Regions from separate parts of the Mus musculus genome. Here regions 1, 2 and 3 are each linked to region 4. The links are chromatin loops, found by intact Hi-C in ENCODE. Cell type or tissue: heart. All regions are shown on one strand. Region 1 overlaps Lhfpl3 (lipoma HMGIC fusion partner-like 3). Region 2 overlaps Reln (reelin). Region 3 holds the start of Gm22887 (a small nuclear RNA gene). Region 4 overlaps Lhfpl3 (lipoma HMGIC fusion partner-like 3).

What was found. A loop is a pair of places that touch in the nucleus more often than their neighbours do. Peaks named below come from ENCODE experiments on the same cell type or tissue, not always from the same donor. Only the 100,000 strongest peaks of a DNase experiment are listed, where the experiment ranks them.
Region 1: a loop joins it to region 4, with 11 times the contacts of the local background. A loop is called at or near these places in 7 of 42 quality-filtered maps.
Region 2: a loop joins it to region 4, with 4 times the contacts of the local background. A loop is called at or near these places in 2 of 42 quality-filtered maps.
Region 3: a loop joins it to region 4, with 2.6 times the contacts of the local background. A loop is called at or near these places in 2 of 42 quality-filtered maps.

What each region holds. Positions count from the first base shown.
Region 1 is chr5:22,959,139-22,967,138 of GRCm38, forward strand. All of the region lies in intron 1 of Lhfpl3 (lipoma HMGIC fusion partner-like 3), which reads left to right. Among named protein-coding and RNA genes, the nearest start is that of A930003O13Rik, 220 kb to the left of the region's middle. In heart, a CTCF peak has its summit at 4,364; no DNase peak of the experiment used is centred here.
Region 2 is chr5:21,981,891-21,989,890 of GRCm38, forward strand. Reln (reelin) reads right to left here. Exons shown (of 65, transcript NM_011261.2): 29 at 6,763-6,920; 30 at 5,037-5,244; 31 at 3,907-3,983. Among named protein-coding and RNA genes, the nearest start is that of Slc26a5, 120 kb to the left of the region's middle. In heart, a CTCF peak has its summit at 4,601 (motif pointing right); no DNase peak of the experiment used is centred here.
Region 3 is chr5:22,530,383-22,538,382 of GRCm38, forward strand. Orc5 (origin recognition complex, subunit 5) reads right to left here. Exons shown (of 14, transcript NM_011959.3): 4 at 7,140-7,214; 5 at 3,381-3,492. It overlaps Gm22887 (a small nuclear RNA gene), which reads right to left and starts at 4,461; the gene lies at 4,355-4,461. In heart, no CTCF peak of the experiment used is centred here; no DNase peak of the experiment used is centred here.
Region 4 is chr5:23,221,358-23,229,357 of GRCm38, forward strand. The region is part of intron 2 of Lhfpl3 (lipoma HMGIC fusion partner-like 3); the gene reads left to right. Among named protein-coding and RNA genes, the nearest start is that of Gm17434, 89 kb to the right of the region's middle. In heart, CTCF peaks have their summits at 3,929 and 4,151; no DNase peak of the experiment used is centred here; H3K4me3 peaks cover 570 bases; H3K27ac peaks cover 480 bases.

The sequences.
Region 1 (8,000 bases), 260 kb before region 4:
TCTTGGAAGAACTTGAGAGCGACGAGCACACAGTGTGTCAAAATCCTTTCTTTTCCCTGACAAGTGGGCACACACCTAAATACTCTGAAATAGTATATGATAATACATCTTTTTGACATCATAAATTTTATTTTACTTAAGGGATAAAGTGTTTTTTTTTCCCTCCATGTCTTGCAACATTCTTAAGGTTTTGTCACATGTTTTACACGTTTTTTAAAGCAAGAAAGGCAGACCTGGGGTTAAAGGAAAGGGACGGTGGGAAGCCTACCAGAAAGCAGCACACTCCACACACAAAGGAGGGGTGAGAAATGGTACTGGGGTTGTGATCATAAAATAACCTTTGAGAATTTCACAAGAAAATAGTCACTATTTTGGTGTATAAATAATCTCACAAATGCCTGCTGCATTAATAAATCAGCCATGTATTTCTCTCGGAGTGGAAATGCAGCACCTATAACAGGAGACTTCTCTTTACAGTAAGATGTTAATGTTGGTCCTGCCACTGTGCACCTGTAACCTCAACCACTGGGGAAGGTAGAGCAATAGGACTACAAACTGCAGGGCTGCCTGGGCAACCTAGCAAGAGCCGGTCTCCAAACTGAAATAGAGGAAGAGCTCTAGGGCTGCAGTTCAGCAACAGAGTACTTGTCTCACAGACACAAGTTCTCCATTCAATCCTAGGATCCATATAAATAAGTAAATAGAGGTCGGAAATACTTTGCAAGTTAACAATTCTTTACATTTGAAAATTTGAGGGAACCTTAAAGAGAGCCACTTCTCTCAGACTAGTAAATCAGAAAGCTGAGCTCAGAGCGACTGCATCTACCCTGATTACCCAGTGAACCAAGACTAGATATCAAGATTCCAAGCTTTCAAATATTGCTCATTCCGTGGTCCACTTCTCCCTCTCCCTGGCTCTCACGGATTCTCTTTGAGTGTTTGCACAAAGTCTAGTTACTCCAGAAAGAATGAATGTCAAAGGGAAATTTGAAGCTTATTTAAAAGATGTAATGACAGAATTGAATATGACTAGCTAAATTATTCCAACCAAAAATTTTACTGCAAGTGTAATGTGCAAGTTTTATACATTATTAACAAATAAGCTTGTTTTTAATGTGTGAAAAGTGAGTGAGCACTTTCCACTGACAAGGCCTAAGAAAGAGCTTGAAGGGAATCGACACAGGCAGGCTGCAGAGTGGGTTCCTTTCTGCATTCTTCAAGGAGGGAGAGGAAAGTTTCCTCTCTTCTCCCCTTTGCCAAATAGTGGTTTGTTTGTTTGTTTGTTTGTTTGTTTGTTTGAGACAAGGTCTGACTATAAAGCTCTGAGATCATTCTCACTACGTAGACCAAACTGGCCACAAACTTGCCTCTCAAGCGTAGTGTTACTGAATTGAGCCTCCACCATACCCCCTGCTGATTTCCTGAAAGGCCTGTGTTCCTGTATTCAGGACATCTGTGTAGAAGGCACTGAAGGGAGCAATCCTTTGGGAAGAGCAATTAAGGAATTTGTCTTATAGTTGCGGTTGCAAACATGTTTGTATTCACTCAGTTCATTTTAAATGGTTTGGAGAGAGAATTAATGGTGGATATAGGTGATTCTACATCCTTATCACCCCTCCCAGCCACTGGAGGTGATTAATAAAGGATAGACTTGCCCACCTGAGTACATAGTGAGTACAGGTTTTCCTATTTATTCTTTATTCTATTGGTGGCGGTGTTGTTTTGCCACAGCGGACGCTATTTCACAGACTTTGTGCCTTCAATTAGCATTCTTATATATTTACATCTTGGCCTTGGGTTTTTAAAAGAAAAGGATTAGTTCCAAAATCTCTAAAGCCATGTCCTGTCTGCCATGGCTCCCTGAGATCTTTCCAAATGTATTAAACTTCCTGCCAGTCCCACATGGGCTCCTTGTCCACAAAGAATCTTTCCCCAGAGGTTCTGTTTTTACCTTCCTCGGGTTTTTCCAATGAATCTCATTATCATAAAATACTTCAAAATCCGAAGAACCCAGATAGTCTCATCTTTCCTGCATGGCAAGCAATGCAGCCGATCTTCCTTTGATTTATATGCTGGGTAGATTTTTATTGAAAACCAAATATAAACCAGGCACTGCAATTCTACAGATATTCTATTCTTTCCTTAGAGAAAGAGACATATAGTGGACTTGAGAGAGTCCAGTTCAACAGTTAAGAACATGTATTATTTTTGCAGAGGACCCAAGTTTGGTTTCCAGCACCCACAGAGGGCAGTTCACAATTTTTACTCCAGCTCCAGGGTATCTGACACTCTTTCCTGGCTCCCATAGGCACTGCACGTGTATGCACAAACTCACATTCAGACACACATATTCATATAATTCGAAAGAGAGGGAGGGTTAGAGAGGATGGGGGGGGTGGAGCTCAGATCAATAAAGTGTTTTCTACGGAAGCCTGAGGATCTGGGTTTACATTGCCAGCACCCTTGTGAGAGCCAGGCTTGGCAGCATGCCTCTGTAACTCCAGCACTAAGCAGGAAGGGGACAGACAGGTGGACTCCCAGAGCTCACAGACCAAGCAGTATAGCATGGTCTATATGCATATATATTATTCATATTATAAAATAATATGAAAAGGAAGATAATTATTAAGCAGGAAACTGTGATGCCTGTATTAAACAGATAACAAAGATACTATGCACCAGGAAAAGCGCAATTCTTGTTTGGGGATGTTAAGAGAAATGGGAGGGAACATGACTAAATCTCAAGAAAAATTTCCTAAGAGAAGTCAATCATTAAAAAATTAAGAAATAACTAGGCAGGAAACAAGTTATGGAAAAAAATATCCAAAGGCCTGGATGCAAGGACTAGGCAAGAGCATATGTAAAATTTCAAATGGTTCCATGTTTGGAAGGAGACAATGTTAGGAGGAGTGGGAGGTCATCCCTGGGGAGTTAGAGGATGGGGGGGGGGTATGTCAGACTGTGGTCTATGCAAAGCATGTTCTCTAAAGAATGGAGAGTGTGTTGTAGTTTGCAAAGCTGTAAGTTAGAAGATAAGTGAGGAGGCTGTGGATACCACCTACAAATAATAACTAAAAATGTTATACAAGTCTGAACTGGACTAGGGAGAAAGATAATTGAGAAGTACATAAAAATCAAGGAAACCTTTGTGATTAACTGGCCTTGTAGTATATGAGAAAGAGGCAGGAGCCAAATTTTCACTAGACATCTCATGCATCTAGTGTGAAGATTGATGTGCCGGGCATTAAAGGAGCTTTACAAGAAGGATAATGAGTTTGCTGGGTCTGAAAGCAGGGGACACTCAAACACAGAAGTTTGGCCTCAATTAGAAGTGCAGACAAGTTAAGTAATGCTTGATAATACTTGAGTAAGATTGCCAGAATGATTCCAAAGACTTAGAGTAAGACCAAAGGCCTGGGAACTGCCCACATTTGAAGAACAAATAAAATAAAATCCAAAGAGTGGGAGGAGGAAGGGAGGGAAGCAGGAAGGGAAGGAGGAAAAGCAATGGAAAAGGAAGGTTTACCAAGGTGGGGTAAGTTTTCATCCCAGCACACTGGAGGCAGATTTAAGAACATCATTGCAAGCTGTGGCTAGCCTGGGCTAAACAGTGGGTTCCAGGACAACCAGAGGTATATGGCGAAGCGCCAGGAGACTGTTCAGTAAGAAAGGCAGGGAGGCAGTTGGGGAATGGAAGCATCATTACCAGTTGCTTACCATGCAAGTCCTATGGGGAGGTTCAATGTTTGGAAGAACAGAAGAGGATCCATTAAATCGTGTCAGGCAATGTCAAGGCATTGTTTGTAGGCTTGGTCAGAGAACAAGTACAACCCAAAAAGCAGCGGGCAGAATCTGCATGTCTAGATGGACGCAGAGGTGGATATGAATTTGGTATAAAGGTAAAAGATGAAGAATGATAGCTAGAAGAAAACTAGAGGGAAATGGGTCAAAAGAGAGTGATGGTTTAAGACAGAGAGGCAGTGAGGATGGGCAGAGAAAACACAGCTCTAGATGTTGGGCAACGTGACAAGGGGTACAAAGAACTGAACATGATCCCCAAAAGCCCCTGAATCTAAAATAGTTATGTGAAGATTAATTAGATATAGGAACACTTGAAAAGACCGTTGGAGGACAGGAAACAGTAAGTTGCATGGGATTGGATCCAGTGTCCCTCCACGTCGAGTGAGTCAGAGACTCCAAGTGAGGCAGAAGAATAACGAAAATGACTGGAGATAGTGGGGAAGGCACTGACGGGGAGGAACTTCTCTGCAAACTTCTGGTCACTTGTGATCTCACAAGATTAGTAACTGAAAGGCCAGAGTAGTCATGCTGGTTATGCCGGCTTCCAGCTCTGCCCAGGAGGTGGAGTAGCTGAGCAGCTGGGGTGCAGACAGTAGGAAGGCGAATTTGGTTGAAACTGACAGAAAGTTAGACTTATTTTTATGTTGTTTTCAAAGACCTACTCTCAGTTACCAGTGACAAGGTGTCAGCAAGGGCCCCACAGTCTAACAGGCCAGCCTCTTCTACCCCTTATTCTCTGACCCCACCTCCTTTCTCATTTTCTCCCTCTTCACCCCTTATTCTCTGACCCCACCTCCTTTCTCATTTTCTCCCAAGTCCCTCATTTCTGGGCCTAAATTTGGTCTGTGATTTTTAACTCCCTGTGATGGAACAAGAAGAGCTTAAGCCTTTTTTGTTCTAGTACCAATTCTATTTTAACTGATGTCAAAGAATACTCGAGCTCTAACCATGAAGAAAGACTCCAATGTCTGTCTCTGGGCAGCTGTTGACTTAGGCAACACACAGGGCTTCCCTCCTGGAGGGAGGAACTAATCAGAGATGAAAGAGGAAGATACTTTCAATGTACTGCATCAGATCGCATCATGGAAGAAGCAAGAACTCATGGCTTGAACATTCCTTTTTCTTGAGGTTATTTTAAATATATATATACACTATCCTATTGGTTCTGTAGTATGGTCCTCAGCCAGGATCAAGAACAGGTTTCCCTATAGGGCATGTCTCTCTAAGCTGGAATTATATGTGTGTGTGTGTGTGTGTGTGTGTGTGTGTGTGTGTGTGATGTATGTATGTATATATACACATATATGATGTATATGTATATGTATTGCTATGCTGACTCAGTTCAAGGTTCTTCACTACTAAAAATCTCTGAAAATAAAAATCCAGAAGTTCTGTCCTGGAGAAAGAGGTCACTTTTGGAGCACTTGGTCTGGAAAGCCCATAAATGTAGGTTATATTCCCTTAAGTTTGCCAACTTCTCCTTGAAACATTTATTTTACTTACTCTTTTTGAAATTTCCATACATACATAAATGTATTTTAATCATATCTCACCTTACTCCCCCCCCACCCACCCAGGACATCGTATAAACTCAAGTCCTCCTTTAACATTTATTTATTTATTTATTTATTTATTTATTTATTTATTTATTTATTTATGTATTTATGACTGATTCCAATCAGTCCTTTCCATATTTGTATGGGCATTGGGTCATCCAGTGAGTCATGGAGAACCTTCCAGAGCTACACTCCTAAAGAGATTTCTATCCCTCCCAAGCTGCCATCAACTGTCCCTCAGCTAACGGTACAGCCTTGGCAGCCCCTCCCCCTATGCACTCTGAAAAATGTAACTGACTTGATCTTGTGCAGGTCTTATGTTGCTAACTACAGCTTAACTGTGTGCTACATCTGTGCTGTGTCAGAGGACACATTTTACAGTATTCTTCCCCACCCATCAGCTCTTCCATCCTTTCTGCCCCATCTTTCATGATGTTTCCTGAGCCCAGCAGGCAGGAAGTGCATATCAAGTCCCATCTACAGCCAAGCACTCACAGCGGCTTGTTCTCAGAACTTTGACCAACAATGTGTCTCTGTGTTAACCACTACCTCCTGCAATTAGAAGTTTATCTGACCAAGATTGAGATCAGCACAAATCTATGGGTGTAAACATAAATATTTAAAAGGCAATTTGACATCATGACCATTTTAAAAAGCAATATCAATAGGTTCTCCCATTGGGCCTTAATTCCCTAGCCACAGTTTCTGGCCATGTTTCCAGTGTGCAGCATGGATTCCCTGCTGTGGAGTAAGCCTCTATTCTAATCAAGAGAGCAGCTGATTGCTACCATAAACAGTTCTACCACTGATGTACCAGTGGACACATCACGCATGACAAGTGAGTACTATGACACACAGGGTCCAGTGTTGAGTTGGTTGTATTGATCGTATTGTTGAATTGACAGTACTGATGGACTCCCACCAATAGCTTGTATAGAACCTTCCAGCACTATAAAAGCGAGTTGGCAGGGACCAATATTCAAAATTTATTTCTCTGTATCCTACAACCAAAATGTGTGCTGTGTTCAGCAATAGGGTCTGAATTATGGTTGACAACCAAGAGCAATGGCAGCAACTTGTCTAATTTGTTTAATAAGATTGTGGCTTCTGTCATTCAACAAAAGTTTCTGAGCACCTAGCTTGCACCCTGGCACAGTCACAGGGATGCAGTTAAGGAAAATGACTCCCTCATCATAGCAGCTTGTGGTGATCTCTGTCATAGGAGGTTACGTTTGCCTAAGTCAGACTAGGGTGGCAAAGGAAGGTGGGGGCAGAGTTACGATCAGATTCCTGCTTTGGAAACCTCCTTCATGCCGGGATTTAAAGAGTTCAGAGCCACGAGTCATGAGCACCTGACTAATATTCTCCAGGAGCAATTAGTAGCTCCCGCAGCCCAGAAATAGCAATGAAAATAAATGTAACAGTTCAAGGTTTCTTTGCACTTAGTGAAAGAACTGCTTATACAAATTAAATTTTTCTGAGTTTGTTTCAGCTGACAAAATACCCACAGAACCCAGAAATTATTTTTATTTCCAACATACCACTGATAGAATCTTTGGAGTTCCATGTACCTCAGTTTCAGCTTCCCTAATATGGAAATATGAAGAATTATGAAGTCATACTGGAATTCCCACTCTTATATCCCAGATTGCATCTCCTCCCTGACCCTCTCCTCTGCGGTAGGCTGTCTGTCCATGTGCACACATGCCTGACCCTATCCACTGTGGTGGCCTGCCTGACCATCTCCTTGGCTGCGGGCTGCCTTCACACCCCACATACTCTGCATCTTGTCTCATAGCTCAGTCACCTTGTGCTAATCACTTCCTACCACTTTTCCTGAAGTCACGCAAAGTCGTTTTTTTCTTAACCTCCTTTTGACATTGAAAGCTCTAGCTTCTACTCAGAGTTATCTTGCTATGAGAGGAAAGGAAGCCTCCTTCTGCTGTGCACAGAGACTTAGGGCCATTGTGTTTTACTCTAAGACCACATGTAATTTGTTTTCCATCAAGGTTCTCAAATGTTTTAACCTATTCAATGGATTTCCCTCTGTCCGGTAATTGCAAATTGAATTATCTAGTCCCCCTGCCCTAGAAGCTAATGTTGCCTGCTGTGTTATTAAGCTCCTGTTGAAAGACAAACTATAAAAAATTTAAATTAAGGGTTTTTATACCACTTTGACTGTGCCAGAAATTTTTCTTAGTACATTTCTGAATGATAATTTTTTAGTAGTGAAAATCGACTCTCTACCCTGAATAGATTGTGACCAGTAATGGGCAATTTATGTGAGTGTAAGGTGAGGAAAAATTTCCACATGACTGTGTCCTCCTGAGAGATTTAGAATAGTGAAGAAAGCGCTGTCAAGCCAGGAAAACAATGTCCTCTCGCCTGCAAAGGACTGAAGAGCCCTATCAGGGAGACATGACGATACATATGTGATCATGTAAGGCCATCAGTTACATCATGTGCTTCTGCTTTAAGCCAAGTTCTTGTCCTGGAACAGCATTTGATGAGATTTAAGGTGTGTTGCTCCTTGACACACTGAATATTTTAAGCTGAAAAGAGTTGAGAAATGAGTGCTGAGAGATGAGTGTTAAGAAGGACTCTCTGACCTTCCCCTGGAGCAGATGCTCCTGTGAGAGGTGC
Region 2 (8,000 bases), 1.2 Mb before region 4:
ACTGTAGAAGGGGGACTGAAGTTTTCCAAATGAAACATCATGGAAATACAGATCATCTGCACCATCTGAAAAGGTGCTCTATCTGCAGTAGTTTTAGTATGTTCACAACTTCATTGATGCTTCTCTCCTTAGGAACTCAGGGCTGGAGAGATGGCTCAGCAGTTAAGAGCAATGGCCACTCTTCTAGAGGTCCTGAGTTCAATTCCCAGCACCCACATGGTGGACCACAACCATTTATAAGGGGGCTCTGATGCCCTCTTCTGTCATACAGGCATACATACACATAGAGCCTTCTTGTACATAAATAAATACATCTTTAAAAAAAAAAGTGGAGACTAAATCTTTCTCCTCTGAGTTCAGAGGGGTTTAAGTAACTTACTTCTAATGAACAGAATATGGTAGGAGCCATGTGGCTTTTGAAATTTGGCCATTAAAAGCATCACACTGAGCCGGGCAGTGGTGGCACATGCCTTTAATCTCAGCACTCGGGGGGCAGAGGCAGGCGGATTTCTGAGTTCGAGGCCAGCCTGGTCTACAGAGTGAGTTCCAGGACAGCTGGGGCTACACAGAGAAATGTTGTCTCGAAAAACAAACAACCCACAAGAACAACAAAAAGGCATCGCATTTAGCCTGGAGTGGAGCTCAGTAGTTCAGGGCTCACTAAACAATGTGTGAGCCCTTTTAGCAGTACAAAAAGGAAAAAGGAAAGGCTTTGGGTCTTCCTCCTTCTGGCTCTGTGGCTATGAGGAAGTAGACACATGTGTAAGATGTTCTAACAGTCTGTGGGCAGGTCTGGAAGGATGGAGAGATCTGGACAAAGCCTCTGGCCTGCTCTTCAAACAGATCACCCATCCCTCAGCAGAGTTCCCCAACATCTGTCCCATGTGTCCATTGCCTTGACTGAAGCCCTCATGAGAGACCCTGACCTAGAGCCCATCAGCTGAGCAGTGTCTTCTCCTGCCTTGCTGGAGAAGGCAACACACATTTGTTACTTTCAGGCACTTGATTTATGAAAACTTGTTATGCAGTATACCATCCCAATCCCCCTAAATCAGAATTTGCATGTTAGCAAATGCAGATTCTGAAAGATCTGAGGCGGTCATCAGAACATGAGAGGCATGCTCAGGAGGCGTGTCTTCCATTTGCAGCTTGCTTTTGCCTTACCCCCTCAATAGCTTTCTCAGGAGAAATGCATGCAGCAATGAGGTCTACAGAGATGAAACTTTAATCCTGAACTGGGATGAGGGAGGGCCTCCCAGACCAGCACGTGAGTGGAGGAACGTCAGGAGGAGAGCAGCAATATCCACAGTCTATGCCAGTTGCTAAGCCTCATTAACTGTGTCATCTAACACATTGTACATTTGAATAAGCCAAGTCATTTTAGCACTTCTACTGAATGTTTAAAGCATGTAAGGCATTTATTTCTCTTTTTAAACTATGACTCCATCTGCATTCTGCCTACTCTTATTGAAGACAGCCTAATTTTGACTTTAATTCCAAATATGTAAATTGATGCTTCAGCTTGAGTAAGTAAAGAGTCTTCACTTTCATCCCTGGGAGAGATTTGCTCAAGGATTTAGCCAGATTTACATGCTAACAGCCAGGCTTCAGGGAGAGGGTGAGAAATGCCTATGGGATGTGAATTATGGATAACACCAAGTCTAAGGAAATGGCTCAGGGCTAGCTGAGAACAAACTGCTTGTTCCTAAAGGGAGCCTAAGGAGAACTAGCCCCACAGTGCAAAGGGCATCTGTAGCAAGTACAGACTATGTTTTATGCCAATGATAAGTATATGTTACTCACAAAGCCTTTTTAAATCTTATATACAAACAGGGGTACAAATATGGAATTTTTGCAACACTCAACTTCCGTTGGATTAAACTTATCAGCTGTCATTTGCTTGCTTCGATGGCAGCCAGACTGCACTATCAAAGTCACGGTCCCTATGTGCCTTGCTTTCCATTTCAACAGTTCGCTTCTGTAGTTCTCTCCAAATCTCGCATCTTCTTCATTACTTTTTGTCATAGTTTACTCCCCGAGGGATTTTTTGTTTTAACTAGACCTGGCTGTTGGGTGGCCATTTTTGTGGTCTGTTTCTCAGCCTACACCTGGGGTTCTTTCTCTCTGTTACATGGCTGACAGCACTCAGCAGATACTCAGCATTTTGGAATGAGCACATCAGATAATCCATGAAGAAAATGTAGCACAATAAAGAAAACATTGTATTTTTATTTTGTTTTAAAGGGTTATTTGTTACTGCAGCATAACCTAGCTCATTGTGACTGTTGCATAGGTGGTAACATTGTGGTGATATTTTATCTGCAGTACCCACAACATATCAGACTTAAAACAGACTGCATAAAAAGATGGCCTAGTCGGCCATCACTGGGAAGAGAGGCCCCTTGGTATTGCAAACTTTATATGCCCCAGTACAGGGGAACGCCAGGGCCAAGAAGCAGGAGTGGGTGGGTAGGGGAACAGGGTGGAGGGAGGATATAGGGAACTTTCGGGATAGCATTTGAAATGTATATAAAGAAAATATCTAATAAAAAAAACCAGACTGCATACACATCTGTAAAGGACATGAAGGAATACAACATGGCCTATTAAAGTTTCTAGACTGCTTCCTCAGCAAAAGCATGATTTGCATAATTAGAGTAAAAACATTAAGACAGTCACAGGAAATCATTGAAACCTTCAGACAGGGATGGCACAGAGAAGATTAGTGTTAAGCAGGGCTCTCCACAGTCTGCTGACTAGCGGGTTCTGTTTGGTCCAGGGCATCATATATAGCCACAGCCTGACACAGTAACAAACTTAGATGTTTGTTTACATCTAAGTTTGTTACTGATGATTTAAAAGCCAATGCTGTTTTAAGATGATATAGCTCGGTGCCAGAACCATCGGAGAAGTCTAGATTCTGTGCTTAGAACCAGCCATATACAGGGCTCCTGAAGGACTCCTAGCATACCCACATGAATGCTGGAGCCACTTATATTTCAAGGCTGCTGTTGGATTTCTTTAAGAGAAAAGTGGGAACCAAAAGGACTGAGTAAGAGTAGAGTTTAGGTCAGGAAAAGGGAGGATCAGTCATATGATGCCAAGGGCATACATCCTGGAGTTGGTGGTTCAAATCCTGGTTTGTCTACTTTCTATCTCTATGCATGTGTAAGTTCCTGGGCCACTCTGCCTCCCTCTCCACTCCTCATAAACAGTTCCAGGACAGTAGTATCTATGGCAAATAGGTACTCAGAAAAGAACAAGGATTCTGTCCCCTCCAGAATGTCCAAGAGCAGAAGCATAGTTTAATATAAAATTCAAAAATTTTCTGTACAAACAAGTTCAGTCTTCACACTGAATACAAAAATCTCTCCTACTGTTTCCCCCTCTCTTTGGGAGCTATAGAGAAGTAGAACTCACTAAAACAATTGTCATTTGTTTCTGTCTGGACCCAGGGCAGTCATGGATTTCAGGCTTAGGAAACTCGAGAAGCTATTGGAGTGGGGGTCTGCACAGCCACTTTTTCTATTGAAGCAGAACACAGAACGGAGGGCAGGTATGATCTAAGGAAATGGAAGTAGCAGTTTGTAAAATCCACATCAGACTTTGGGAGGAAAACAAAGGCTAATTAGCTAAAGTTGCTATAACTTCTATAGAAAGACAGTAGCCTGGGGCTGGAGAGATGGCCCAGCAGTTAAGAGCACTGGCTGCTCTTCCAGAGGATCTGGGTTCAATACCCAGCAACCACATGGTGGATCACAACCATCTGTAACTTCAGTTCTAAGGGAGCTGGCTTCCACAAGCACCAGTACACACATGGCACACAGACACACATGCATAGGCACCTCGTCAACATATAAACCGCAAAAACTAAGTTACAAAAATTTAAGACACACTTCAGCTTACCCTCATTTCTAGCCCGTGGTTTGATGCACGTAATCCCTGATGTTTTACTTCCAATTTGTATATAAAACTGAACAAGTCTGCGAGAACCAAACAAACACACAAACTTCAGTTTAGTTACAAACAAAATAAAAATAAAAATTCCTGTCATTCTCAAGTACCACTTTTAACGCCAGATATAATAAAGATAATAGTAAGTCATGCTGGCAAACATTTAACATGTTAAGTGATGTGAACAACAACCTCATTCTGTATAAAGATCTAAAGAAAACAGGTGAACCCTATTTTATCGTGATAGCTGATGTAATTTCATGATCAATTACAAAATGTCCAGATAATGTAACCTTGGAAACTCAAGGTGAGGGGAACAATGAAGCTGAGAAGCTGAAGCCCCTTGAAGGGCAGCCAGCCCATCTGACACTGACTTCCAGGGAGCTGGCACCCAGTGTAAACTGTGCCTCAGCCGTGATCCTGCTGGGCAGGCAGAGCTTTGAAGACAGGATGCTGAGGGGACGTGGACAGACAAGACAGGAAAATATGAAAGGCAACACTGCAGGTTTAGTAAAGACTTTGCCTAAAATTTATTCATTTTTCCTCGTTTCTTTCCTTCTAATTTCCACGTAATTTAATTGATGTAAAAAAGCAGTTTCCTTTTAGGTGTGCTACTACTATGTCACTTGACCTTAGAGCCAAACAGTTCTCGGTTCTACCAGTAGGTGGCAGGGTAAGCATCTCATGTTTATGGAGGCCACTTTTCAGTAAATGACCACAAATGGCTTGCCCAAGTTCATGGAGGAATCGTTTCAGACATCAAATCCCAAGTTGGAAATACATTTGCCCCATCAGTTTACATTAAGAATATATGAGTTTACAGAACTCATAAGATAATGCAGAGCTTTTGAAAACTAAGGTGAAAAATTATATATATTAGACATAGAGGCCTGGGCAACAAGTGTATGCTAATATCAAACTCTAGTGTCATCTGTTCACATTGCCCATCTATTTTATCATGCAGCTTACGTTAAGCTTCATATTTTACATACTGTAATCCACAGGTAGAAATACTACACAAGATATCCCATAACAATAGTCCACTATATTCAAAAGAAATGCTCGAATCGACGACAACTTGCCTGATATTCCTGGTGTCCAGTGGGACTGTCCTGGCTTCCCTTTTCCCAAGGCCATTAAAGTAGAGGGACCTGCCGTCATTGAGGGTGCCACAGCCCGTGCCAACCTGACCCCCGGTGATTTTGTACCACAGTGGGCTTAGCTTCCCCTCAAACCTGTCGAACATCTCACTGTGGTTAGGGGTGTTTGACACACAGGTTCCTTGTGCAGCTGCAGGGGAGAGAAGCATACATGTACAAGTTTCCTTGGAATCACTAAGTATTCAAGATATACTTGACGTGTGGGCAAGGAAGAGCCTTTATTATGCAACCGTCTGCCTAAAGACAGCCACTATTACTAACATAAACATTGGTGTCAGGAGTGTGGTGTATACCAGAAATCCCAGCACTTGAGAGACAGACAAAAGGAGATCTGAAGTTCAAGGCTATCCTTGGACACCTTCTAAGGTCAAAGTCGGCTTGGGCTGCATGAGACGCCGTCACAAAGCAACAAAACAAACAAATCAACGAGATTCGCCATTTTTTTTCTTTCAATTTCTAACTTTTAAAAAGGACTTTTAATTTTTACAAACCATATGTATGTGTGTTTCTCTGCATGTATGTACATCTGTACAAATGAATATAGGAGCCTGTGGAAGCTGGAGGTATCAGAACCCCCACGAGCTGGACACACATAGGGTTGTAAGCCACTGACGTGGGCGCTAGGAACTATACTCAGCTCCCTGCAAGGGCAGCATGAGCTCTGAGCCATCTTCCAGCCTTTGTAACTTATTTACCATCAAATGAAGCCTGATGCTGGTAATGATGGACGTCCACGGTTGTTCCTACCTAGAGGGTTTGTGGGAGCAGAGATCTTGCCCACATTGAAGCCGCCCATTCACTGTCTTTCTATAAGAGTCTTGTAAGGAAGGGCAATACAGAATTTTAAAATGCTGTCCTTGAAACTCTGTTACACACAGAGGCTTGCAAGAGCGAGCCAGTCTGTCTTTGGTTGCTTGCCAGATGAAGGCCCAAGTACTGACAAGCTGAGAAGGAGCCTTTTGATGCTGCTGCCAGAAAAACTTTAGAAAAAGATTTTGTAGCTTAAGATATTTTCTCCAATTTTATGCTTTAATCTCGGCTCTCTTGAAACTTTTGCTATGGTAACACCCAAAGGTGAATGTTGCAAAAACAACTTCTCTTATATAAAGCTCTTTATTTTTGATAGTTTTAGGCTTAGAATTTTATGTTGCAGTTTAATTTTAAATGGAGAAAAGCATATTTCAAGTATATATTCATTCTCAAGAGCTCAGGGAGACCCTGCACACATGCCGTTAAGACCTTGGTTTGGGTTTCTGAGACTGCATGATTGTATGAGCAGAGGCAGGGTCCATTTCTAGCAATGCTGAGCTACGTGACCCAAGAATTGTTTAAAAACAAAAATCCATTCTCTGCCTCAGTTTCCTCAAATGTAAACAGGGTCAACAGTGCTGTGGTACAGTTATTCATTCTTAGAATCAAATGAGATTAAAAACAAAAGTGTTTACTGTAATGTTTGACCTGATCTAGGACTGACGCAATGGTCAGTATGATTGCTTTCAAATAACAAACACATTCGCTCTAGGGCGTGAGACTTAGCAGGTTTTCTTTTTAGGTAGCTCGAGACCACAGGGCATCTAGCAGCTCAAGTGCCTGAATGCCCAAGTTCTACAATTCTTCAACACTGAGAATGATAAACCAGGGATCTTACCTGTGTACCCCAGGTCACAAAAACACACCCCCGAGATGCAGTCTCCATGGCCACTGCAGTAACTGGGACAAGGCTCAGATATGTACACCCCATCTAAGCCAAACGGGGGCACATTCTTCTGAGAGCTGCTCTCTTGGATCCATCGGAATCTGGTCTTGCTGTTGGGAGAAACAGGTCTGTTCTTACAGCCACATCTCACCAAACAAAGGAATGCAGAAGGGCTCAGACAAACTATTATGCCTCTGAGTGTCATGCCTGCTTCTCAAACCTGCCTGATTTCTTCTTCAGCATGAATAGTTTAACATCCAGGAGGAAATAGTTACAATGGCCTTACAAATTTTTCTAAGAATTCCTTTGATGTTAGATATATCATAGATTTTTGTGTATTTTCCTATCCCATGCTCTTTTAGTAATAACCCAAGATTATTCTTTAGTTAATTTTCACCCTTCCATTATGTTAATTTTATGCTTATCTTTAGAGAGGCCATTTGAAAAAAATCATTTATGATTTGACAATTTCATGTATGAATATGACATTTTCTATTTTGATCGTGTTTACTGGCCATAATGCTCTCTTAGTTCCCCACTGCTCCCTCTGGACTCCTTTGTTCCAAAAAATTATTTGTCAGTCTTTTGAGGCCATCAAATACAATGATTTTTGTTGGGACACATAAAGGGACTCTGGCTATTTGGCATTGACAACGGAAGGGGAGAGCCTGTACAGACAGCTCCACTGCTGCTCATGGCTGCCTCATTCCTTCCAATCTCGCTTTAAAGCTCTTCGATTCTCATTCTGAGACTTCTCAGTAACCAGATGGGATGCCTATCAGCACTGCTACTTGTGAGAAAACAAAGAAAAATCACTGGGACCATCTGAGTTGGGAGTATCAAATGGAGTGAGGCTTCACGCCTGGGCAATTGCTTGTATATCTTCACATTGTACCTAGCAACTGATACCTGCTTCTGGTCTCAACACTGGTGATTCAACATTGGGTTTGAACACAAGTAAATTAGTGTCATCAAAGTTGCTGGCATAAGAAGAGCTTGAGAAGGATCGAGAGAGCACTGGGTGTGGCCCCTAGGTACCAGGTCTTGCCTGAAGAGCAGTAGACAAAATATGAGGAAGGTAAGTTCTGTCCTGAATCATAAATTGTTTGGGAAGGAAAGAAACATGAAATAGTTGAAATCTGTTGATGCAGCTGTCCTCAAAGGTGAGCTATCCTCATGAGGTTGTAGCC
Region 3 (8,000 bases), 690 kb before region 4:
CATACACAATAACTAAGGCCTAAAGCACCCAAGGCATGTCTGATCTAATAGCCTGGGATTACTCAAAGTTATGAAAAAAAAAATCATGCCTAACAAAAGCTGAACTACTACATAGCACATGAAGAGAAAAACATTTTGATTGGCCTGAGTGTCCTATAATTTTGCTTTTAAGGCATGACCTATCACAGAAAAAGCCACCCTAACATAGACAGAACTTTTCTGTAATGAACAATTAACTGTAAATGAATATACTCAAACATCAAACAAAAAGCAATAAAAGGCTGTGGTACCAGAAAAAGCTAAAATTAGCCCTGGAATAATAAAACAGGTGAGTCCCACCATCAACCCAGTTTGCGTTCCTTCCTTCCCTTCCTCCCTCCTTCCCCCCTCCCTTTCTCCCTCCCTCCCTTCCTTCTTCACCCTAGGGTCTCTTTGTGTAGCCTTGGCTGTCTTAAAACTCTCTATATAGACCAGACTGGCTTTGAATTCAGAGATTAGTCTGTGTCTGCCTCCACAGTGTTGGGATCAGAATAGTGCACCACTATATCTGGCTCAATCGGGTGAGCCTGAAGGAGCTCAGTAGTCTGTCTGAGCTGAGGAGAATAATGATGGTGTGGAGTTAAGACAGCTGGATTTGCAGGCAGTGTATTCAAGGACATAGAGCCATCCTAAAGCGATGGAAACATCATATGGCCAAGTAAGAACAATTTCTGTGGATCAGAAGGAAGTGGGAACAAACAATTATTGAGAACTAAAGGTTAGACAACACCCAGCTCACATGGGTTAATTCTTCATGTTACTTTTAGTCAGAATGCACAAACCATGATGAATATGAGGCACTCAGTGAGATTCCAAAGGTGCTAGGTCTTAGAAAATTAGCCCTGGAATAAAAATTATTCTAGATCCTTTCTCCCAAAACATATGAAATATAGCCTAAGAATGTTCAAATCACAATATCTATAATTAATTTTTTAAAAAGGTAGCTAGATGGAGCTTAATACTCGGGGAGGGGGAGGGAGAGTTAACAGAAAGAAAACCAAAATGGAAAAGTAACAGGTTAGATTATTATTATAAATATGTTTATATGTTCAATGGTACAGAGAAAGGGGCTCTATGATGAAAAATTCCAAAGGAGGGCAAGATTAACTTCAGGGAAAAACAAAACAAAAACAAACAAAAGATGAATTTAAAGACAGAAAAAAAACTACGCCAAAAAAAGTCAAGTCAGGGGCTGGTGAGATGGCTCAGTGGGTAAGAGCACCCGACTGCTCTTCCGAAGGTCAGGAGTTCAAATCCCAGCAACCACATGGTGGCTCACAACCATCCGATCACGAGATCTGACTCCCTCTTCTGGAGTGTCTGAAGACAACTACATAGTGTACTTACATATAATAAATAAATAAATCTTTAAAAAAAAAAAAAAAAAAAAGTCAAGTCAAGGACTTTTAGTTTAAATAAACTGCAGTGGGACAGGCTCACATGGCCTACAACAACTAATACAGTCCCAGGGAAAATGAAAGCTGTGAATGAGGTCAAGTGTACGGAGCAATAATGACTAAGTCCGCTTAGATCAGTGGTTCTCAACCTGTGGGTTGTGACCCCTTTGCAGGTTGAAAATCCTTTCACAGGGGTAGCCTAAGCCCATCAGAAAACACAGGACACCTTACAATTCATAACAGTGACAAAATTACAGTTATGAAGGAGCAATGAATTTTATGGTGGGGGTCACAACATGAGGTGTATTATAGATAGCATTAGGAAGGCTGAGAACCACTGATTTAGATGAAACTACATTTATGTATCTAGACTAACAAAAACACACTAGACAGAATAGATGATGAAAGCTATTTTCTTTCTCATATTTATATTTCATTAAAACCAAAAGATTATTACAGGCTCCTAGTAAGCAGAACCAAGGGCCATATAATAATGAAGGAAACAGAGAATATGGGTGGAACACATAGCGAGTGAGGTAGGAAATTATGTCACTGAAAATTTCAAATTGTTACAGAGCAGGCAGGCCTTACCTTATGCTGATAGTAACTAAACCAAATCTAATCTTATTTCTACACTGCAACACTACAAAGATTGCTAGTTAATTTTGTCCTGAAATTTCAACCATGTTTTACATCTTAAAACAAAAAACAAAAAAACCCCAGACTCTACAATATTGTATCCTTTGATCTAAACCTCTTTCCTATTCTTCTCCCATTTTTCTTTTGTGTGTGTGTGTGATTTTTATGGATGAGAACTATTAAAAATAAGGTCTTTATCTATTTTGAGTTCCTCTAAATAAAAAACAGTTAATTAGCTAAACCAGGAGGTGTTACTTGGCTTCTGTTCTTGTGAAAACAGGCAACAATGTGTTGTTCTCAGCAACGAATGCTTATAGCTCATTAGACGAGCGGGGCAGTGTTAACAAGGCCGAGGTCATGGGATGCTGTTTCCTCCCAGCCTGCTACACCACCTTATGCTTCACAGTTATAGTCTTTAAATTGGAGGGATCTTCTCTGTATAGTGATAGCTCAAAATTCAATAATCTACAAGACTATTAAACAATATAGAAGGACCGTGAAGTACCATGTTCTTCCAAAGAGAAAAATTATTAAACCATAAAATTTAAGATTAAATATACCCACCTAAAATAGACAAGAGAACTAGTATTTGTTAGAGTAATAGTTACAGCAATGACAAATAAATATATAGAATCAAGAAACAGTCACCATGGGACTTAATTCAAGTATATGACAAAGATTTCTCCCCAATTCTCCTCAATGTATGTTACCAGTCTAGTGTGATTCTTATTTGTGTGGATGTTATCATCAGTGTGTGTGTGTGTGTGTGTGTGTGTGTGTGTGTGTGTGTGTGTATGCATGTATGTATGTATGTTTACATCTTAAAAAAAAAAACAAAAACAAAAAAACCCCAGACTCTACAATATTGTATCCTTTGATCTAAACCTCTTTACTATTCTTCTCCCATTTTTCTTTTGTGTGTGTGTGTGATTTTTATGGATGAGAAGCTATTAAAAATATGGTCTTTATCTATTTTGAGTTCCTCTAAATAAAACAGTTAATTATGCATGTATGTATGTATGTATGTATGTGTGTGTATATATATATATATACACATATACATATATGTGTATTATATATGTATATATATATGCTGTTAAAAGTATACTATTAATAAACACATAAGACCTGCTCATTTAGTAACTATGAGAATTGCTCCCTTCACAGTTGTAAAATGCAGAAATAGAAGCATTTTATTTGAGACTGACAGCAACAGTTGATGATATTTCAATCTAACATTCTGTAGCTTAACATTTTGAATAAAAATCTTAACAAGGATTATTTGCTCAAACAATTGAAACTTACCTATGCTATAGTCAGGGAAATATAAGACAAATGGCTCAAAGCATCCAGTATTTGGACGAAATTTTTCCCAAATAATCTCACTGAGAAAGATAACAGTCACATTTCTGTCAGTCTATAAATAAACAGGAAGAAAAGTAACTTAGTATTTAACAATCCCAGGGCAGTAATTCCCTTTGGATTTATCTTCAACTAAATTCAGCAAAGCTTAATATATGTAACAAATTATTTGCATATTAATAAACTGTATTTAGAAAACCTAATCAGAGAGCTCAACCATTTGTAAATTTTCATACATAATTGCTTAGAATTTCCATTAAACTGTAGGTTAATCAACATTTTAGTTATTCATGAACACTAGAGCAGTCATACAGAACTTATTTTGTAGATATTAAGAAACACATCTGTTGGAAAAATTAAGACAAAATCTTTCTATGAGAATTTTTAAAAATCATAGGCTTTCAATCAATTGACAACAGAAAAAGAAAATTTAGCACTTTCCATTATTAAAACAGTTACAGCAACTCAGAGAAAAGGAAACATGGAGTTGGATCAAAGTAGATCTGCCATATTGTATAACTTCATATTATATTTTTATTAGATAGTTTATTTAAATTTAAAATATTATCCCCTTTCCTGGTTTCCCCTCCGAAAACCCCCATACCTTCCCTCTCCCCCTGCTTACCAGCCCACCCACTCCCGCTTCCTGGCCCTGGCATTCCCCTACACTGGGGCATAGAGCCTTCACAGACCCAGGGCCCTCTCCTCCCACTGATGTCTAACTTGGCCATCCTCTGCTGCATATGCAGCTGGAGCCATGAGTCCCACCATGTGTACTCTTTGGTGGTTTAGTCCCTGGGAGCTCTGGGGGTACTGGCTAGTTCATATTGTTGTTCCTCCTATGGAACTGTAAACTCCTTCAACTCCTTGGGTCCTTTCTCTAGCTCCTTCGTTAGGGACCTTGTGGATGACTGTGAAAAAATATGGAATGCTTCACAAATTTGCACTTCATCCTTGTGCAGGGGCCATGCTAATCTTCTCTGTATTGTTCCAACCTCAGTATGTGTGCTGCCGAAGTGAGCACATAAGTTATTATTAAGAAATATTAAAGCTTTCTGTTTCTTTTGTTATAGAGGCAAGACCTCACCCTATTTCCTCAGAATATTTATCCCAGATTCTTCCCTCCCTAGACCATTACCCATCCTTAGGGGAGATGCCATGTGTACTTGATGGCCTCCTGACTCTATGCTATTGGTCAGAGACCAATACTATATTCTAGGCCTTTAAGCTATAGAACCCACCCTCATGGTCACGTATACTTTGCAAAAGAGTTTCTATGTAGTCACACCTTAAGCTTTATTGTGCACATGAAACTAGACTGACTGGACTTACTATTACCTGGAAGCCTTTCCCCAAATTGTACTCTGTATTAAATATTCTAAGAATGAGCTGCCCGACTTTGGACTTCATTAGAGTCTGACCTAGTTGGTGAAGGCACTGGGGCTCATTTTCATGTCTTCACAGGATTAGCTTTCCTGCCTGGACACCGGCAGAGAACCCTCTCAGGAAAGACTCTATTTCTCATAAATACAATGCCAAGGTTCTACTACTGAGCTATACACCAGCCCCCAAAGAAAGGACTTTCAAAACACTTTCTTTTTAGAAATTCACTGATTTTTTTAAAAATTAATTCTGAATTTATTTAGACTTACAAAGTATGCTCTATCCACATTCTTGATGATAAAGCTCGTGGAAAACCAACAGATTTATTTGTATTTATTTAGTGTGCTCACGTATATAGCACCACTTGACTATCACACATGGCTGTGGAGATCAGAGGACAACCTGTGGAGTTGGGTCTCCATGAGCATGTTGGTTTCAGGCAAAGAACTTGGGTCACCAGGCTTGGGGGCAAGAACTCCTAACACTGAGCCTTCTTGCTAGGTAAAAGGCATTTTATAAAATTAGTTAAACACGTATAGAAGTTGACAAGAACAAAGATCAATGATTTTAAACTGGTAATATTTCCAACTGTTCATCTTAAAAATCTTCCAGTATACAATGGGTTTTATTACAACTTAAATTTCCTTTGACTTAGATACTTAATGTAAAAAACAGGAAGTGTTTACTAAGTTAACCTTAAATTTTTTTCCAAATAGTTTCTATAGTTAAAACTAAGACACAAGTAAAAGGCCTAATACTGCCAAGGTCACCTGAACACGATTACTAGGTATAAGGAGAAAACAACAGGAAAGACTATGACAAGAATGAGAGACAATGAGAGCAGCCATTTAAAACCCCACACAGCCACAAAAACTAACAAAATGAAAGGAGGACCAAGCACAGGCAGGTACCTCAATACAGTACTGACCTCACACCTACCCCCTAGAGTGCTCCCCACCCTACCCTCCTCCCCAACTCTCTACTATATAGGTGAACCTTCTTCCTCCCCAATTCTTTACTATAGGTGAACCTCGAGAGAACACAACTGTGAACCACGAGAAAACCACTGTCTCTTGGGAGACAATGATTTCAGTGGCACCTGGGAGTCCCTCAAACTTTCAGCATTGCAATCATTTGAATCAGAATTATCTCTAATAGGCTCATGTATATGAACAACTGGCCTTCAGTTGGGAAGGTGCGGAGCCTTTAGGGGCAGGGCCTTACAGAAGGCAGTAAGGAAATATGCCACTGGTTAAGCCTTAAGGCCCCACTTTCCATTTCTTTCTTTCTCTCTCCCCTTCCTTCCTGTATAGGGATGGAACAACTTGGCTTCCCAACTGCCAGGCTGGCCTCACACTCCTGCTGCCGTGCTCTCCCACCCCATGAGGGACAGGATGTCTTGTGGAACTGTAAGGCTTAAAACCCCTTTCTCCCCAAGGTTACTGTTCTATCACAACAACAGAACAGGAACTAGAACAAGCAGTTTCTCCTGTTTTAATACTGTATGCAACTTTCAAAGGGGAAGACTGCCCTGGTTCTTACTACAATGTTATACTTAACACTTTAATACAAAAAGCATACAGCTAGGAAGTATGTTCAAAACACTATGTTCAAACCACTGATAATAAAACCAAACTAAACATTTAAAGCAACCACAAAATTTAAATTACTCTTAAGTAAAAAGAGCAAACAGTACTTGTCTGCTTAGCTAGCTCTCTGCTGTTGGTGAATAAAATTTCAACAGGAAATAAGCATAACTATTATGAATCTAACATTCCTACATGAACACTGGTAAAGACTGAATTCTCTCATCAATTTTATCAAATTATTCAAATGTTTGTGCTTTTCCCCTATGATAACTACTCTCTAATCTGATGCACGTGCTTATTAAATCTTCCTGCTCTTTCTGCATTACATGGCAATTACAGCTGCTTTAAAACTATTCGATGATAACACACAGTAAAGTGGAGAGTTGCATGGTGACACTGTATGGCTAGTGGACAGAAATCCAGATGATCAGAAAAAGCACAGCATGACATGGTAGATGTAAATGAAAAGATATTTAAGAATTATTGTAGAATCCAATGTCTAGCCCTCTCTCACTAATGAGTGAACGCTTAAAATTCTTTAACAGATAAGAATTACTTTATAATTGAAAATGAAAAGCTAAAATAATTTAATAAGTCTATCAAGTCATAAATTAATATTACTATGGGTAACCGAACTGTGATCATGATAGAGAAACCCGAGACTATAACATACTGGGTAGGGACAGACCTGGTCTATGCCAAGGGAAAGTCACTCTCACTCACTACTCACCAATTCTTGCAGCCTAAGGAGCCCAGGCAAAAGATTTGCTTCCATGTCTCTTAGATACTCAGCTTTATCCAGAACCTTTAGAGAGAGACAGCTATTTGAAAACCAGTTCATAATCTACTTCATAAAGTACAACACATTGTAAGACTTTTTAAATTTTTCCATGCTACAAAGAAAAGTTGTAACTTTTTAAGAGTAAATTTGAATTTACTTCCAAACGGCTATTGTTTGTAAAAATATTTTAAACAGATTAAGGTAAAAAACCTAGATTACTAATAGCATAATTTAATCTAAATAGTCAAAGAGAAAACATGCCACTGCTGTGTTTAAAGGCTGTTCTCTAATTGCTCTACCCAACACACAGTATAAAGTTCTGACTTCATTCCCCACTTTAAAAACAACACAAAACAAAACAAAAAACCCCACCTAAAACCCTGCAAGTCTTTATTGCCCAAGGAAGACAGAAATATATTCTAAAATTCATCGCAGAAATTTTCCTGATAAAACTTTACAGCTACACATACAATGTAATGTTTAAACTGCTGGAAAACTCAAAGACTGAGTTTTGTTCAGTGTTATAATGCTTGTGTTGTAACATTTTCCTAAAACACAGACCTACGTGGTAAACACTTATGGATAACATCACAATATATAAGAGCAAAATGGTGATGAGTTTGGTCACATTAATGACTATTAAGACTGACTAATGAGGCCATAGGTCTTTTAAAAAAAATATAACCAGCCACAGTATCATACATTTAAAAATTTAATGATAATACTCAAATTTCTTCAAACTTGTCCCAAAAAGTCACATTAGTTTCATGGGTGATTAAAGCTTCATGATTGTATGAGTTCATATAGGAC
Region 4 (8,000 bases):
CCTGAGTTAGTTTTCTTACAGAACAACTAAAATTCTCCAAGTCTTTGGATTTCAGTGATTTCTTTTTCCTCTAGTCTCAGCTGTGTTCCTTAGGGAAGACAAACACACCACTAACATTGATGTCATTGTTTTGAACACTTGGAGAATGTTGGGTACTGACTAGGACTGTCCTGAGTGCTTTCTCTGTGCTGCTCAGTAGCATCCTCACCATGTGCTCATGAGGTAAGTGCTACTGTGAGACCCATTAACAGATAAGAAAACAAAGGTACAAAAAGACAAGATAATTGTCCATCCAGGGTCAAACAGCTAGCAAGTTGCAGGGTCAAGGAATGAGCCCAGCCAGCCTGGTTCTCGGAACTGAGCCTTCGCTGGCTACAAAGCTCTCAAACGGGTGTCCCTGCACAGCGTGAATGGAATTCTGCCTTTCGTCTCTGAGGCAGTAGGGCTGAGCTGTTTGGCGATTTACTTTACCTTTAACTATTCTGTTTTTCCCTCCCACACTCTCAGATGATGGAAATGCTTAAAGCAAACTAAGGTAGTATGAGACCTCACCATGTAAGTGTGAGCATGACTGCTTGTGGGTACAGCTCTATTTTGTGTGCTTCGGGCCGTCCACTCCCGCATGTTTGCTCTGCTGTTCTCTGGTTCCCGCTTCCAGCGCTTGGCACTTGGGCCGCATGAACTGTCTTTTTAAGTCATAGATTCTATGTCTTTGTTCCTGACTTAATACCTGTGCTTTACCTACACACAAAATCCGGCACAGGGTAAGAACCAGAGAACACACAACTGTCTGCCTGGTATCTTCTCAGCGACCTGGGAGTTCTGGAGAACGCAATGAGTTATTATTTTCAGGCAATAAGCTGGGGGGTTGTCAGCTTTCAGAATTCTAGGCACTTGCTGACGCTAAACTGCAACTGACTACTCCAAGGTGGAGAACTACAAAGGCTGTTCTACTCAGGCTATGACCTTCACCCAGTACCAGACACGTTCGGTGTTCTCTGGGGCTGGGGCTCTTAAATGGACTCCTGTCCTGTCATTCTCCATAGGTCTTGATCACACCAGGTTACAGGAGCTATGGACAGGGATGAGAGATTTTTTTGTTTATTTACTTTCTCCTCTCTGTACATACATATATGATGGACAAACATACATATGTGGAGGATAAAACCGTATGAAAGAGAAAGAACAACGGGCTTTAAGCTAGATATGAGCTGAAGCAGGCATGCACACACACACACTCATGCTATTCCTTTTGGTGTGGCTTGATTCTATACAAATCATATTTTCACTCTGAGGCTATTTAATATAGGGCAAATTGAATTTCCAGAATAAGAAATTTGATGGGAGGAGATATTTGGGCCTGACAAGAGTATATCTGGGACATTTAAAATACAGTTTGGGAGTTGGAGATACAGTCCTGTGATAAAGTGCTTGCCTGGCATGAGTAAGCCCAAGCTCAATTTCCAGGACCAAATAAAATAAAGTTTAATCCTGTCTTATCGTCTGTTCCCCACCACACACCTGCGCACCCACATGTGTGCACACCCACATGTCTTCACACCCACATGTGTGCACACCCACATGTCTTCACACCCACATGTGTGCACACCCACATGTCTTCACACCCACATGTGTGCACACACCGTACTACAGTCTGAAGCTTGAAACTTCCTCATGTCCTCAATTTCGCTGAAGTGTTAGTGTGTCTTGAAGTTGTTGAGTTGTATCTTCTGAATAATAAAAATTTTAAAATGAAGATGTTCTCATAACAGCTGACGAAACACTGCCCAGTGTTTGGGACTCAAAATATGCAGTGTTGAGACCCCCAGACCACCATTTAGACATGCAGAAAGCCAAAAGTTATTAGTGATGGATCTTTTGTTTCAAACCCCTTAATTTATAGACGATGACTGAGACCTTACGAGAGACAGTAGCCTCAAGAGGAAACAGGTTAAACTCCCATCCCCATCTTTCCCCAAAGCATCCTATCGAGAGTGGTGGGCATCAGAGCTCCCTTCTCTTGGGACAGACTTCATATACAGAGTTCCAGCACAACTTGGTAGAAATTAAAGTGAGTGAGTCTGCATCCCCAGAAAGGACTCCAGCTTTGCCGTAAGCTGGAGAAAGGTAATATGGCTCCCTACACCATGGATTGATGTAGGGACCAGCTGACTGCAAGAAGTCCTTGGGCCAAGTTTGCTCATTAATTGCTTAATTAACATTAACTTGCTCATTGGGCTTGTTGAGAGTCCGCCTCCACCTGCATTTTCCACAGGAAGTTATCGGAAAGTCAGGCTGTGCAAAAAAGTCAGGACTGCCAGGGGGCGGGGAGGAAACAAACTAGTGTTCAGTTACTAACGAAAGAACAGCAAGGCCCAAGAAGGAAAAGTACAAGTAAAAAACCTGCTTTACCTGGTCCTTCAAACTCACATAGACACGCACGTTTCAAGTCGAAGCATCTGATTTCTTCATGCAGTACGGAAACATTTCAGGAAATGCCCAGATAGGCTGGCGTCCGTTTCCCAGGAGGCTGCTCATTAGCTGAGCGCTGGAACCCGGCAGGTGAACGCCACCGTCTCTCTTTTCCAGGATGTTTTTTTAAGATTTATTTATTTATTTGATTTATGTATGTAAGTACACACATCTTCAGACACACCAGAGGAGGGCATCAGATCCCACTGCAGATGGTTGTGAGGCACCCTGTGGTTGCTGGGAACTGAACTCAGGACCTCTGGAGGAGCAGTGAGACATCTCTATGATCGATGAGACATCTCTCCAGTTCCCCTATAGTGTGTTCTTAAAGAGACCAGAAACCCTGCAACAGAAAATAATCTAAAAGCCAAACAGGCAATCATAGAAACACACATGTCAGTATCCACCTCAATTCTGCCTTCATGTGCACACAATTATGAAATCCAGATGTTGGCTAAATATGCATGGTCCTTCTCATGGGCTGTCTTTTTCCATAGCAAATGCACGGCACCTTTGGGCAAACTTTTGTAGAGGACAAAGAATCATAACTGAATTTAGCATTCTGGCCCATTTGAGTTTTTTATTTAATTTATTTATTTTTATGTTATGTGCATTTGGTGTTTTGACTACCTGTCTGTGGGAGGGTGTCAGATCCCCTGGAGCTAGAGTCACAGACAGTTGTGAGCTGCCATGTGGTTGCTGGGAATTAGAAAAGTAGGCAGTGCTCTTGACCACTGAGCATCTCTGCAGCCCCCATGTTGAGCTTTAAATGTAATTTTTTTTTCCAAAATAGTCTGCAGGAACCTTCCATGAGTCGCACAGTGACTGGGACTGGGAGGAGCAGACCAGACATGGACTGTCACAGAGTTAATTTGGTGTGTACATCTTAGGTTCAGAGGCCACTGGGTAAATACAGCAAAACAAAAAACTGTGAGCCAGGAAAGCATTGCCATGATGGATTTCAGCTCCACAGTTTTAGCCAAGCAGAGGCAGAGGAGCGATCCATCCGTCAGGGAAGTGTGCAGTGACTTTTAAAGCTGCCCTGTCCCTGAAGACTGACAGACACACCCTGTTACGTGGAGAGGATAGCGACTAGAACTTGGAGAAATGATCTACCAGTCTTTTCTTAGCCACAATCAATGTCCTAGCGTTACTAGTTCTCCACATAGGACAGCTGTGACACTGTCCGAAAAAGGAAAATGGCCCCTTCAGGAAGCCTTGCAAGGCCATTCGTCCCACTGAGGACGACTCCTTGCTTAATCCTTCTTTAACCAGAGAGCTCCCTGAACAAATCAATCAAGCCAGCTATGAGTTAGGCAGAGATGGCTTCTCCCCCACCACACACCCATCCCTCACCCCCACACCCACCGCCCCTGCCCAGCCACCCCCAAGGCTTGTTCCAAATCCGTCCTAAACAGCCGAGGACTAAGAAAATCGCTGTCCTAGTGAGACCTCAAGTGGAGAAACTGAGAACTGCAGGTGAGGAAAGGTGGGTTAAAAAAAAAAAAAAAAAAAAGGAATGGGGGGTGGGGGGAAGGAGGAAAGATGAGCTCCTGTGAGAACCACTGGCTCAGCCTGAAATTCTTCCTAGATGGAAGAAAGGGGGCACTGCGGCTGAGGGCTGAGACCACTGAAATGTCAGCCAGATGAAAGGGCTTGGTGAGTTTTCACCATGTGACTATGCAGCCTCGTTTCAGAAATGGATCCTCTAAAGTTAATCCATGCCACAGGGAAATCTGCCCAATTTCGCATTTACAGTTACTCCAGAAAAATTCCAGAACCTATGGAAGGCTCTAGATTCGTCCAGTTCTTTTTTTTTTTTTTTTTCCGTCTTTTTAGGGGAGGCCTGAAAACAAACTGAGCCTTCAAGATTCAAAAGAGGCAGCCCATAGAACGTGGGTGTCAGCATGCTAGAGAGTCCTGAGGTCGCCTGGTGCCTGGGCGCCAATACAGGGCCCACTCTTGCCCTTCCACACTGACAGGCGCTGGTCCTGGGGACTTCCCGGGAAGAGTAAGTAGGTTGTCCCTGACTGACAGAAAACTTAATTGTTTTAATTGTTTTCCAAATGCAGCCTCCAGAAGAGTGACACTCTCATCTGGAAGCTTGTCTGAAATGTAAATTATTGAGCTTCGGATCTAGGAATTAAACACTCTAGCAGTAGGTCCCAAATGCTGGCCTACTGACAGTTGAGGCCTCTGATTTTGAGATCCACTGCCACGCAATGATTTGCAAATGTCCAAGGCAGAAGATTGCAACTCTCTATTTATTTCAAAAGTGGTTTCTGGCTCCACCCCTACAGACACATAGCAGCTCAGCAGAGAGCAGCGGGAAAATTGTAAGTTTCGGACAAGAAGGAAACCCACAAGCTTCCATTTAGCAAACTTTACTCTGGAGAAAAGGAGCTTTCTCCTCAGTGGTTAGCCTTCTCTCTGAAGTTGGAAATGAACATTATTTTAACTTCTTACCAGGCCTGAAAGAATCTGTTAAGTATCCAGGTTTTCCCTTTGAAAAATTAACCCTTGCAACCCCTGTAGGGGAAATCACAGTGACATGTGTCTCTGAGGTAAAATTTTAATAATAATGATATATCATTTTTTAAAAGATGTGCACTGCTGGGCAAGCAAGCCTGGGATTTCCAGACAGATCCCAGCTCCCAGAGAGTCTGTCTCTCCTGAGAGATACTGAGAAACGTCATAGGCTGGAGGTCTGGCCCCATGTGTAGCAGAGTTGTAGCAGAACCCTTGCATCTGGCAGGAACCTGGAGGGATGGCACCTCAGCTTTGAAGTGGCCTTTTATCAGTGATTGTTAGCTGAGACTTTGCAGGGTTAATCCTTTTGAAGGATTCTCAGAGCCTTTGCATTACTTAGTCCAGAAACACGCTTGGCAAACCAGGAAGTCTAGCTTACCGGGAAGAACTGCATATGTGTCTGTCAAGACAACTCTCAGATCAGATAAGGAGTTTTGCTGTGTGGAAATTGACTTGCTGAAGGAGCTCCTAGGAAGCTATCAATGTTCAGTCCTTCAGAGGCGGCTGCTCCCTGTTGCTGAGAAGGCTAAATCCATCCTGCAGTAGCTCTTTCTTTCAATTGTCCTGCATAACCCAGAACACAGACACCCACGTGTGGCTGCCTTTGCTGCTTCTTCTCCCACATCTACAGGCACTTTCCAGAAGGGCCCAAAAGTAGAGTCATTGTAACACCACTGGGGAAAAAAAATAGTTTTTAGACTTTGAAGTTCTGGGCTGCGATGTGCCTCAGTTGTTAGAGTGCTTGGCTAGCATGCATGAAGCCCTGGGTTCCATCCCCAGCACATGACAATCCCAGTATGGAGGTACACACCTTTAATCCCAGAATGGGGAGGAGAGGCCAGCCTCTACTCCTCAGCTGAGCAGCAATGAAAAGCTCGCCCACCACCACCTCTGATCTCTCTTCTTCTCTCCTGTGTCCACTTCCTTCCCTCTCTCCCTATTTCCCTTGTCTGCTTCCCTCTCTCCCTGTTTCCCTTGTCTGCTTTCCCCACTTCCCTCCCCCCCTCCCCCTTTCCTTGCTTCTGTGACTTTCTCTGGCTTTTTTCCCTTCCATCAAGGTCCCTCCCTATAGTCCTGGGAAATGAGCGCTCTCACACACCCAGCTGGAAACCTCCCCTCATCCACCTCTTACTGAGTGCTGAGATCACTGCGTTCATCCCACCCACCATCCCCCCGCATCTATGAGGGTGCTCGCCCCCCATCCATCCACCCACCCACTCCCACCTCACCACCCTAGCATCCCCCTATGTATCAGGCCTCCACAGACCAAGGGCCTCTCCTCCCATTGATGCCAGACAAGGCCATCCTCTGCTACATCTGCAGCTGGAGCCATGGGTCCCTCCATGTGTCCTCTTTGGTTAGTGGTTTAGTCCCTGGGAGCTCTGGGAGGGTCTGGTTGGTTGATATTGGTGTTCTTCCTATGGGGTGGCAATCCCCTTCAGCCCCTTCAGTCCTTCCCCTAACTCTTCCCTTGGGGTTCCCATGTTCAGTTTGATGTTTGACTATGAGTATCCACCTCTGTATTGGTCAGGCTCTGGCAGAGCCTGGGACGGGGGCCGGGGGGGGGGGGGACCACTCTACCAGGCTCCTGTCAGTAAACACTTCTTGGCATCAGCCATAGTGTCTGGGTTTGGTGACTGCAGATGGGATGGATCCCTAGGTGGGGCAGTCTCTGGATGGCTTTTCCTTCAGTCTCTGCTCCACTCAGAATCTGTATTTTCTTTAGACGGGAACAATTCTGGGTTAAATTTTTTTAGATAAGTGGGTGGCCCTATCCCTCAACCAGGGACTGTGCCTATCCACTGGATATGTTCTCTACAGGTTCTATCTCCCCTGTGTTGAATATTTGGCTAATGTCATTCCTGTTTGGTCCTGGGAGACTTTTGTTTCCCTGGCATCTTGTACTTTCTAGTGTCTACCCCTGGTTCCCCACCCCCCACTGCTACACATCTCCATTCAATTTCCTGACCCTTTGACCCTCACCCCCTCCTCCCACACCTGATCCTGCCCCCCCCTTTTATCTTCTCTCTCCTCTTACCCTCCAAGATTCCTCCCTCCCTCTACTTCCTGTAAGTATTTTGTTCCCTCTTCTAAATAGGAGTGAAGAATCCACACTTTGGTCGTCTTCTTCTTCTTGAGCTTCATATGGTCTGTGAGTTTTATTGTGGGTATTCCATTCAAGCTTTTGAGCTAATATCCATTTATCAGTGAGTACATACCATGTGTGTTCTTTTGTGACACCTCACTCAGGATGATATTATCTAGTTCCATCCATTTGCCTGCAAATTCCATGAAGTAATTGTTTTTAATATCTGCGTAGTACTCCATTGTGTAAATGTACCACATTTTCTGTATCCTCAGTTGAGGGATATCTGGGTTGTTTCCAACTTCTGCTTATTACAAATAAGGCTGCTATAAACATAGTGGAACATTTGTCCTTGTTATATGTTGGAGCATCTTTGGGTATATGCCCAGAAGTGGTATAGCTGGGTCGTCAAGTAGAACTATTTCCAATTTTCTGAGGAACCACCAGACTGATTTCCAGAATGGTTGTACCATCTTGCAATCCCACCAGCAATGTAGTAGTATTCCTCTTTCTCCACATCTGCTGTCACCTAAGGTTTGATCTTAGCCATTCTGGCTGATGTGAGGTAGAATCTCAAGGTTGTTTTGATTTGCATTTCTCTGATGACTAAGATGTTGAACATTTCTTTAGGTGCTTCTTAGCCATTCGAGATTCCTTGATTGAGAATTCTCTATTTAGCTCTGTACCCTATGTTTTAATGGGGTTATTTAGTTCTCAGGAATTTAAGTTCTTGAACTCTTGGTATATATCAGATATTATTAGCCTTCTATTGGATGTAAAGTCGGCAAAGTTTTTTTTTCCCAATTTGTAGGTGCTGTTTTGTCCTATTGTCAGTATCTTTTGCCTTACAGAAACTTTTCAATTTTATGAGATCCCATTTGCCAATAGTTGATCTTAAAGCATAAGCCACTGC